Linked DNA regions of Homo sapiens: region 2 is linked to region 1. A link is a loop called in an ENCODE intact Hi-C map of the cell type or tissue named here. Cell type or tissue: sigmoid colon. All regions are shown on one strand. Links, peaks and the distances in the headings refer to the core of each region. The heading gives the core; the rest is flanking DNA. Region 1 overlaps SRPX (sushi repeat containing protein X-linked). Region 2 has its middle 56 kb from the start of H2AP.

Region 1 (5,384 bases), core at 72-5,071:
GAGAGAGAGCGAGTGGGATCAGTCCTCTGAAGGAGCAGTCTTCTGAATAAGGTTGAAGTTCCAAGTCTTTAAGAGCAAAGTACTCAGAAGCTGGGTACTGGATACATACAACTAGTAAAAGGCATCGAGGAGATCTGGGTAGAGCAGATTGTCCACTACAGTCACCCAGTTGCAGAGTCTGCATAGTCTCGATGACATGGCTGCAGCCTTGAAACCTCAGTTTCCCTGACAATGAAGTTAACATAATGGCACCCATATTGATAGTGTTACTGTAAAAATCAAATGTATGTGAAATTCTTGGCAAACCATAAGCGCTCAAAAAGTGGTGGCTGTTTTGAATACCAAAGACATCTAAAATGTGCTTCAACAATGCTGTACCACTTGCAATTTTCCAAATGAGGTATGACTTGTCATGAAGCTAAAAGCCAGCCCCTGAAATGCTGCTCCTCTAAGCTTCTCCCTTGAGGCACACTCACTTTCATAAATAAGCATCACTTCTTCTGTGACTCTTTCCTGCCTCCCTAAGCCCCACTCCTTGGGAGAACACTTTTTTTTTCTTTTTTTTTAAGAGATGGAGTCTTGCTCTGTCACCCAGGTTGGAGTGCAGTGGCACAATCTCGGCTCACTACAACCTCCGCCTCCCGGGTTCTAGCAATTCTCCTGCCTCAGCCTCCTGAGTAGCTGGGATTACAGATGCACGCTGCCACACCCAGCTAATTTTTTGTATTTTAGTAGAGATGGGGTTTCACCGTGTTGCTCAGGCTGGTGTCGAACTCCTGAGCTCAGGCAACCCACCCGCCTCGGCCTCCCAAAGTGCTGGGATTACAGGCATGAGCCACTGCGCCCAGCCAGGAGAACTCTTCTTTAATCTGCTACCATATGTCCCTGACTTTGTACCCTTCTTGTACTTATCTCCCAGTTGACACCTCTGCCTTACTAAAGCCTCTTCATGGCAGGACCCATGTGCGTCTTATTTGTTTCTAAATCCCCAACACCTCTTCAGGATCCAGCACTAACTGAACAAATGTAACTCATTTTCTGAACAATGATCTTCTCTCCCCTTTTCTCAAACAGCTGATCATATCATTCTCTCTGAGAGGAGCCAACTCACTTCCACCATATCTTAGAATCCCCCTGGTGTCCCCCTGATCATAAGGAGAATTTTTCTCATCAATATTCAGTGAAAATCCTCAATCTCAGAGCAAAAGAACTTTGGCTCTGGTCATCCCTGAGGACCCAACACAGAGCTGGCCTACTCACGTTTGCAGATGACCTTGTCAGACCATCGTTTGTTTGACTGGCAGATCAGTAGGGAAGAGCCATGCAGCTCGTAGCCCTTCTGGCAGCGAATGTCGCACCTGGTTCCCAGGGCTGTTTTGTAGTATCCTCCTTGAGGGGCCCTGCAGTACACATCCCCATACTTCACCTTGATGGGGGAGCACCACGGGGTATCTACAAGTAGCAGAAACAAAAGAGGAGATAAATATGAAATGACACTTTCAGAAAATGTGTCCCCTTACTCTTACTGTCCCAGGCTGGCTACATTCCAAATTTTGGACCTTCAATTAGTGCCCCATGTTTTCTTAGGTGTCTCCGGGTAGGGAGGTTATGATCATGGGACTAAGTGTCAGATATATCTGAACATGAATCTGAGTTCCTCTATAACTGACTGTGTGATCTTAGACAAGTTAGCTAACCTCTCTGAGTCAATATCTATACTTATGCCATAGTGCTGTTACAAGGACGAAATAAAAATTGCATATCAAGCATCTAGCACAGTACCTAGCATATATGTTCAATAAATGCTTGTTCTTTTTAGTATTTCCCTTAACTAGATACATAAGATTTTTTATTTTTATTTTTTAGATAATTCTTTCAAGGGCAACTGATGTCATACATAGCGGTAGGGATTCAATAATTGGTTAATTTGGATTTCGTCTGAGCCGTATGCACATTCTCTCTAAAATGTTGTAATACTGGCATTAATCTAAATGATGCTACAATTTCCAGGTGTTTGTAACAAGATATAAATTTCGCTTAAAGTCACAGAACAATTGCTCTCCATAGAGAAGTGTCCCCAGTTATGCCCCATTTACGTAACAGGGTGACACCCTCCCCAGATGGCAAAGTTGCAGGTGTTTTGATTTTGGTCTCATAGTTGCCCAAAGCACAGCTGGGATGAAATGAATAAATCAGAACCTCCCTGCTGTGCTTTTGAAATGTTCTCTTTGAGATCCATAAAATATAAGGGCAACACTAGCTCCTTGGTGGATAAGTTCCTACAGCAGCCACTGCCCCATTGTCCCACAATTGATGGGGAACAGTGAGGAGTTCCCTAAAGCCTGCCGGGCTCTCAATGCCATGAATAGGAGCCACTTCCCTGCAACTGCCTGGCTCATCACTCCAACCCAGCACCTGAGCTGTCAGTGAGTGAGGTAAGACCGCCATCATGTGGCCAGGAAGGAGGACAGACCCTGTTTTACTTTCCCAGGAATTCTCTTCTGAGGATATGCCTCCAACTGCTTCTCAGTTACAAAAACCAACAGTTCTGGCCACGTCTTATGCATAGACCACTGTTTTAGTTTTGCCTTCACATTTCCTTCAGCTAATACTTTCTCTTTTTTTTTTCTTTTTTAGAAACAGGGTCTCACTCTGTCACCCAGGCTGGAGTGTAGTGGCATGATCATTGCTCACTGCAGTCTCGGCCTCCTAGGCTCAAGTGATCCTCCTGTCTCAGCTTCCCAAGTAGCTGGAACTACAGGCACGCACCACCGTCCCTGGTCTGGCTAATACTTTCGTCATATCATGTTTTGCAGACAGCTGCAAGTGAGCCCTAAACTCAAGACTCAAGTAATCTTCCCTGGACTTTCTAGGTAAAGGTGATGTCCTAAAGGCTTAACCTAGAGCTGATTAAATTTAACCATGTGGATATAAACGTGTAGGAGCTCACACAAGGCCTAAAGAACTTCCTTGAATAAATTTTCCTTCCTCTAAGGGTTTTAATATAATCTGTATGTACTACATATATTTGTGATATACAGTACTCCCCCTTTGCCCACGGGGGATATTGGATGCCTGAAGCCTTGGATAGTACCTAACGCTATATATACTGTTTGTTTCTTACACAAACATACCTATGATGAAGTTTAATTTATAAATTAGGCATGATAAAAGATTAACAACAACTAATAATAATATAGAACAATTATAACAATATACTGTAATGAAAGTTAGGTGAATGTACTGTCTCTCTCTCAAAATATCTAATATTTTGGGGCTGCGGTTGACTGAAGGTAAATGGAACCTTGGAAAGTGAAACCGCAGATAAGGGGGAACTAATGTATGTATATATATGACCTGCATACTCATACATCACAAACTCACTCAATTAATATGAATATATGATGGTATTCCAAGCAAAAGAATCAAAAGCCATGCTTGCCACATACCAGGAGCACCGTAAATGTTGGTTACATTTAATTTTCTTTCTTATTTTACTTTAATTCAAAAACACTTACTCTGTGCTGGACATTGTGCAGGGGCCTCAGGATCTAAAACTAAACCCTCACTTAATAATGGCTTGTCTCTAGCTTTTAAAATTAAAAAAACTTGGCCAGGTGCAGTGGCTCACGCCTGTAATCCCAGCACTTTGGGAGGCCAAGGTGGGTGGATCACCTGAGGTTAGGAGTTCGAGACCAGCCTGGCCAACATAGTGAAACCCCTGTCTGTACTAAAAATGCAACATTAGCTGGGTGTGGTGGCGTGTGCCTGTAGTCCCAGCTACCTGGGAGGCTAAGATAGGAGAATCGCTTGAACCTGGGAGGCGGATGTTACAGTGAGCCAAGATCACGCCACTGCACTACAGCCTGGGTGACAGGGTGAGACTCCATCTCAAAAAATAATAATAAAAATAAATAAAACTTAAATTTTATTGTATGAAGCGCACAACATGATGCTTTGATATACTTATACATACTGAAATGATTGCTACCAGTAAGCAATTTAACTGACAATAGAAACAATGCCCTAAGAAAATTTATTCTTAAACATTCAGGGTAAGTTCTAGGGCAAGCACACATTTTGGCCATCTGGTCTACCTGTCACATTTGCAATGCTGTGAGGTGAAGATGGATGTGAAGAACAAGGACCTGAGGGCACTAGGCAACCCCTGCTGTAGATGTGAAGGGTCATCTGTGCATGCATGTGTTTTAGGAAGATTTTTCAACAAGGGACTCAAAGAAAAAAAAATCTAAACCCATAAATAGTTAAGAAGTTTTGCGAATTAGAACCTTTCCTTACCCCAAGCATCTGATTAACGTATTTGTGCTTTGCTTGATTGGTTAATTCCTGAGGCTATGGAGATAGAAACTATAGGTAGGAATGAGTATTTGCATTCAGATCTCACAAAAAAATGTGGTATGTGATGGGAAGCACACCTGCACATAAGCACCAGGCACCAGTCATTATATTGGAAATATTGTTCACTTGTGTAGAAAACAACTGAAGGACATCTCCAGTCAAAAGTTGTCCAGTCCTACCCTGATTCTCCTGTATCTGAGACACATCACAACAAACAAGGGCCATGTCCTCATCCCAGGAATTAGGACAAATTTCCAGGGCAAAATGCCGCAGTGAAACTTTGTTAACCATTTTTTTTTTTTTTTCAAATTCTTCCTCCACTGTAAGAGGAACTAGATTCAGAGAGAAAGCATCTCTAAATTTACCTTCATTTCTCCCAGGTTTCCCTAAGCTTCAGAGAAATGTTTCACCAGTAGAAATATTTGTGGACATACTTACCTGAGTCTGGACAGAAGGTTCTTGTTTAGGCTTTTTATACGTGCTGGGGAGTGGATTGCTGGGAATATGTAGAGATGGAGTTCTTTATCATTAAGTTTCATTTGAGCAACATACTTTAACATACCGTTTCAGAAGCCATGCTGGGCTCAGAAAGAGCACGATGAAATGAGCTTATGAAAATCAAGTTTTCTCCTTCCCCATTCATCTTAGTACATTATCAGCACTTGGTCCAGATTTGACCTTAGGTGGTTTACTCTGGATGATTCTGGCTGTAATGTATGAATTAGGCTTGATTTTCACTTTCATCAGCTACAGCTGCCTTTGCAGAAGTGAGGACAGTAAAGAAACTTATGAGAATAAAATGACCATTGGGATGCTGAAAGACAGCATTTCAGAGATTTCCAATGCATTTTGCTTTATTTCCTTTTTTAAAAAAGGGAGTATATATATATATTTTTTTTTCCTTGATAGATAATTAGAACTTAAATGTGTTGTCTGGTCACTTTATTACAATCTGTTTCACAAGGCAAAAAGGAAAGTTCTCCTGGCACCAGCAGGTCCTCATTAGCACATAAGCAAAGCATTCA
Region 2 (5,384 bases), core at 179-5,178, 240 kb before region 1:
ATTTAGTGTGTATAGAAATAGAATAATAGGATTTGCAAACTGGTCTTAAAGACTTATAGGAAAGCTAGCTTGTTAAATGTTGTTTTAGTAATTGAATATTATTTTTAAAAGTAAATTTTAAGAATTAAAAAAATAAAGTAACAATACTGATTATTTCTGAATTAAAAAACTGTGCAAGGACTTAGGAATCCTCATACTGTCCACACGAAGTCTGTATGATGCACATATCGAGGGGCATGGAGCAGTAAACAGCTGAGTCCCAGAGAAGGAGCGAGGAGACATTATTTACTGGGATTGCTGTCACTGTGGAGAATGATGATGGTGTAACACAGGAAATGTAGGGGTTGGGGTAAAATGGAGGGGGAGCCATCTTTACTTTAAAGAGATGGGTAAACCTTTTCATGTCTTCAAAACTGAAATTGACTTCTGTCTCTCCAAAAACCCCATGATGAGTCAAGACAGAGTTGAGGAGAGAGAATAAAGGAATATTTAGGAGGAATTATGGTAGCATTCCTTTTATAAATCAATTGAAAAGGAGAACAAATAAACAATTTTCAAAGGCTTAATGATAAAGGTACCCACTGAGGGTGTTGGAATAGCAGTAATGGCAGTCACAATGACTCTGGTTTTCATCAGAGCAGAATCTCCTGTTTCTGGCTTTAATTATCTACCATTTTGGCTATATTGTCACATAACAACCACCTCAAAAACTAGTGGCTAAAAATAATTATTTTATTTTGTTCACAATTTTGTGGGCAAAGAATTTGAGAAGGGCTCAGCAGGACAAATTTCTGGTTCAGATTGTATGAGCTAGAAAAGATGGGACTGCGAGGTTAGCTTCCAAGAAGAATTTTTTTACCCACATGCCTAGTACCTTAGTGCTCTTTGATCTCTCACTCTCTACATGTTGTATCATTCTTCAGAGCCTCTACGTGTAGCTTGAGATTCTCACAGCATGATGGTCTCGGGGTAGTTGCCCTTCTTACAGGATGGCTGGCTTCCAAGAGGCAGAAAGTAGGAGTTGCCAGGGCAGTTATGGCCTACAAGTGGAACTGGAGTAGCATTACTTCCACTGACTCAGTTGGTCAAAGCACTCACAAGGCCTGCACAGATTTAAAGGAGGTGGCGATATAGACTCCACTTTTTAATGGTGCAGTGTCAATGTCACATTGAGTGAAAATGGCAGAGTAAGGACCTCTGAAAATTCACTCCTACATAAAAATAATAAGAACACTGAAAAATGGTCAGAATCAACATTTTCAGAACTCTGGAAATTAACCAAAGGGTTGCGCTAATCTGGGGAGCATTTATTCAAGAACAATGGCTAAAACTCATTAAGAACTGCAAAAATTTCTGGCATTTTAACTTTCCATATTCCCATCCCCCTCTCTTCAGCCCCATGGTAGCCTTAAAAAAACCAATAGCCTACAATCAGTGAAAACCAGCATCCTGACAGCCACCGGAAAGGGTAGAACAGAGTTGAAGCACTCTGCAACATTCCAGAGAATTATCATTATTTGACCTGTCTGTGGTTCCCTGAAAGATCACTCTCAAAGCTGTCTTTATTTTACCTGACTTGGAGCTTGCTCAGTATGTAAAGCTTTTTCTTCAGAGAATTTGTCAAAAACAACAGAGGCAATTGTTGAACCTTGAAGCTGCCTGAGGTGGTACATAGATTGCAATTGAGGTAGACAATAGGCTAAACAAAAAACTTAAATGGAATAACTGGAAAATGAAATGTCCATGGGGGCTTCAAAAATTGTAACATGTTTCTGGAAATCTGGAGGGCCATGCACATATATAGGGCTCTTTGCATGCTCAAGAAAAACCTGAGAAGTCTCTAACTTTTTATGTCTGACTAACCTCAAGGTGCTCTGCAAATAGGAAGTAAAGGCTAAGTTGGAGTTGTAAACTCTCTGCCTGAGTGTTGAGGGGGTGCCTCAACATGCACTCAGAGACCCTCAACAAAGACTAGGAGACTTATTGGTTTCAGACATGTAAGGAAATCTCAATCTAATCATTAGCTAACAGAGTAGAGACTCCACTGGCCACACATGACAAGAAATACAGATTTCACTGAATTAGTTTAGAAAAGTCACTAAGCAATCAAGAAACCCTGGGGAGGTAGGAGAAATTGATTTCCAGAGTTACCACATTATATTATTTTAAATGTCCACTTTTAAATTACGAGGCATGCAAAAGAACAAGAAACTATGGCGTATCCACAGGAAAAATGAGTCAATAGAAACTATCTTTGAGGAAGACCAGTTGCTGAGGTTACTGACTTGAAATCAGCTATTTTATAAAGAGCTGAAGGAAACCACATCTAAAGAACTAAGGAAAAGCATAGAACAATGTCTTACAAGTACAGAACAGAACATCAATAAAGAGATAAAGTATTTAAAAAGAAACTTGCAAGTTGAAAAGTTCAATAACTAAAATAAAACTTTCAGTCGAGGTGTTCAACAGATTTGGGCAAGCAGAAGAAAGAATTAGTGGACTTGATAATAGACTGATTGAGATAATCTAATCTGAGGAGCAGAAAAAAAAAAGAAAAACATAGCCTAAGAGACCTGTGGGACACCAGCAGGCATACTAGCATATTCATAATGGGAGTCCTAATAGGAGAAGAGAGAGAAAAGACAGCAGAAATAATATTTCTTTTTTTTTTCTTTTTTTTTTTTGAGATGGAGTCTTGATCTGTTGCCCAGGCTGGAGTGCAGTGGCACGATCTTGGCTTATGCAACCTCTGCTTCCTGAGTTCAAGTGATTCTCCTGCCTCAACCTCCCAAGTTGCTGGGACTACAGGCACCCGCCACCACACCCTGTTAATTTTTGTATTTTTAGTAGAGGTGGGGTTTCACCATGTTGGCCAGGCTGGTCTCAAACTCCTGACCTCAAGTGATCAGCCTGCCTTGGCCTCCCTAAGTGTTGGGATTACAGGCGTGAGCCACAGCGCCTGGCCGAATGCTTCAAAATAAAATGGCCAAAAACTTCACAAATTCAATAAAAGATATGAATCTACACATTCGAGAATCCCTATGAATTCCAAGTTGGATAAACTCAAAGAGATCTACATTTAGACAAACAATAATCAAACTGTCATCATGAAGAGAAACCTTTGAAAGCAGCAATATCATCACAGATCAGGAATCTCCAATAAGATTAGCAGCAGGTTTCTTATCACAAACCAAGGAGGACAGAAGGCAAAGTGTTGATATATTTGAAGTGCTAAAAGAAAGAGACTGTCAACTAAGACACTAAGACTTCTATATCTATCAAAACTATCATTCAAAAGTGAAGGAGAATTTAAGGCATTCCGGATAAATAAAAACAGACAGAATTTGTCACTAGCAGACCTGTCCAACAGGAAAAATTAGAGAGTCTTTCAGGCTAAAATGAAAGGACACCAAACTGCTACTCAAAACCATGTAAAGAAATAAAGAACCCAGGTAAAGATAACTACATAGTTAAACATATATAAAGTATAGCATAAATTTATTTTTTCTTTTTAACTGTTTTTTCTCCTCTTTGATTTAAAAGGCAATTTCATAAGGCAATAATTGTATGTCTGTATTGATGGGCATGCAATGTTTAATGCTTTAATTTTTATGACAATATCTACACAAATAAGGGTGCATAGAATGGAGATAAATTGGAGCAGTGTTTTTTGTATTATGTTGTAATTAAATTGGCATGAATTTGAGCCAGTTTGTTTTAAGTTAAGATGTTAATTGTCATTGCCAGGGCAACTACTAAGAAAATATCTTAAAAAAATACAGTAAAAGAAATGACAAGAGAATTAAAAGGTACACCAGAAAGTATCTTTTTAACACAAAATAAGGCAATAATGGATGACTAAAAGAACAAAAAGGCATAAGGCATATAAAAAATAAATTTCAAAATGGCAGACACAAATCCTGCTTGACGAGTAATCGCATTAAATATAAGTGAATTAAACAGCATAACGGATTTTTAAAAATGATACAACTGTATCCTGGCCACAAGAGACATACTTTAGATTCAAAGTCACAAATATGTCGAAAGTTAAAAATGGAAAAAGATATACCATGCAAATAGTAATCAAAAGAGAGCTGGAGAGGCTATTCTAATATCAGACAAAATAGACTTTAAGACAAAATTGTTGCTAGAGATAAAGGAATACATTTAATAATAAACAGTGTCAATCCAACAAGAAGATATGAAAATTATAAACATATATGCACCCACGAAGAGAACATCAAAACACATGAAGCAAAAATTGACAGAAAAACGTATGTGATGGGAGATATTGTTGTGGCCATCTTTAGAAAATATAATCTGCCACATGCACTAGAAAAATTACACTATGTTTAGTATTCACATTATCTTGTTCTAGTAACTCTCATTTAGATATCTGTTATAGAAATTAATGGACTGATTATCCCTCAAATCTCAAGATCATTTATTAAGACTTCACATTAGCATCCAGAGGCTGAGGAGGCTGAGGAGTTCATATGATACAGCTCATATAATTTTAAAAAGAAAGTATCCTTTTATCTAGGCTTTTCATCTTTTATATATAAGCCTGCCTTCCCCTAGAGGTCTAGATATAATGTATTGATAGCCAGCTATTGAGGACTGTAGGTGATTCACTCACCTCCGACTTCTAGAGGCAAATTCTTATGGTCAACCAGGAAGCTGAGGCTTCCTTCATTGAACATTTAGAATGCGGTTATTCACCCAACAGTTGATATAGTCCATGTCATACTCATAAATTGTTCCCACAAGGGGACAGTATATATCAAAACAGACTAGGTGCAGTGGCTCACGCCTGTAATCCCAACACTTTGGGAGGCAGAGGAGAGCAGATCACCTGAGGTTGGGAGTTCGAGACCAGCCTGGCCAACATGGAGAAACCCTGTCTCTCTTAAAAAAAAAAAAATACAAAAATTAGCTGGGCGTAGTGGCAAGTGACTGTAATCTCAGGTACTTGGGAGGCTGAGGCAGGAGAATTGCTTGAACCCGGGAGGCGAAGGTTGCAGTGAACCGAGATCATGCCACTGCACTCCAGCCTGGGCAACAGAGCAAGACTGTCTCAAAAAAAAAAAAAAAAAGTACGTTGACAGATGTGGTAGGTACATTTTCTAGAAATTCTCCCCATGATTCCAGGTCCCAATCCCCAGGACCTGTGAAGGTAATTGGGTATGAAATTTGTGATTGAGTCTTGACTCATACATTGAGTCTTGTTACAGCTGTGTTACTTCATAACACAGTTGTAAAGGTAAGCTATCAGGGTATCGAGTAGCCTAATCTAAACACATGGGCCCTTAAAGTAGAGAATTTTCTCCAACTGCTGGCAGAAGAAGAGGGCAGACGGGAATGTCAGAGACATTCAAAACGCA

Evidence for each region. Hi-C counts contacts between places; a loop is a spot of excess contacts. Peaks named below come from ENCODE experiments on the same cell type or tissue, not always from the same donor. Only the 100,000 strongest peaks of a DNase experiment are listed, where the experiment ranks them.
Region 2: a loop joins it to region 1, with 3 times the contacts of the local background. A loop is called at or near these places in 75 of 110 quality-filtered maps.

Annotation. Positions count from the first base shown.
Region 1 is chrX:38,172,900-38,178,283 of GRCh38, forward strand. It overlaps SRPX (sushi repeat containing protein X-linked), which reads right to left. Exons shown (of 10, transcript NM_006307.5): 3 at 1,261-1,452. Among named protein-coding and RNA genes, the nearest start is that of SRPX, 45 kb to the right of the region's middle. In sigmoid colon, for the core only: no CTCF peak of the experiment used is centred there; no DNase peak of the experiment used is centred there.
Region 2 is chrX:37,931,969-37,937,352 of GRCh38, forward strand. It overlaps a transcript of SYTL5 not described here. Among named protein-coding and RNA genes, the nearest start is that of H2AP, 56 kb to the right of the region's middle. In sigmoid colon, for the core only: no CTCF peak of the experiment used is centred there; no DNase peak of the experiment used is centred there.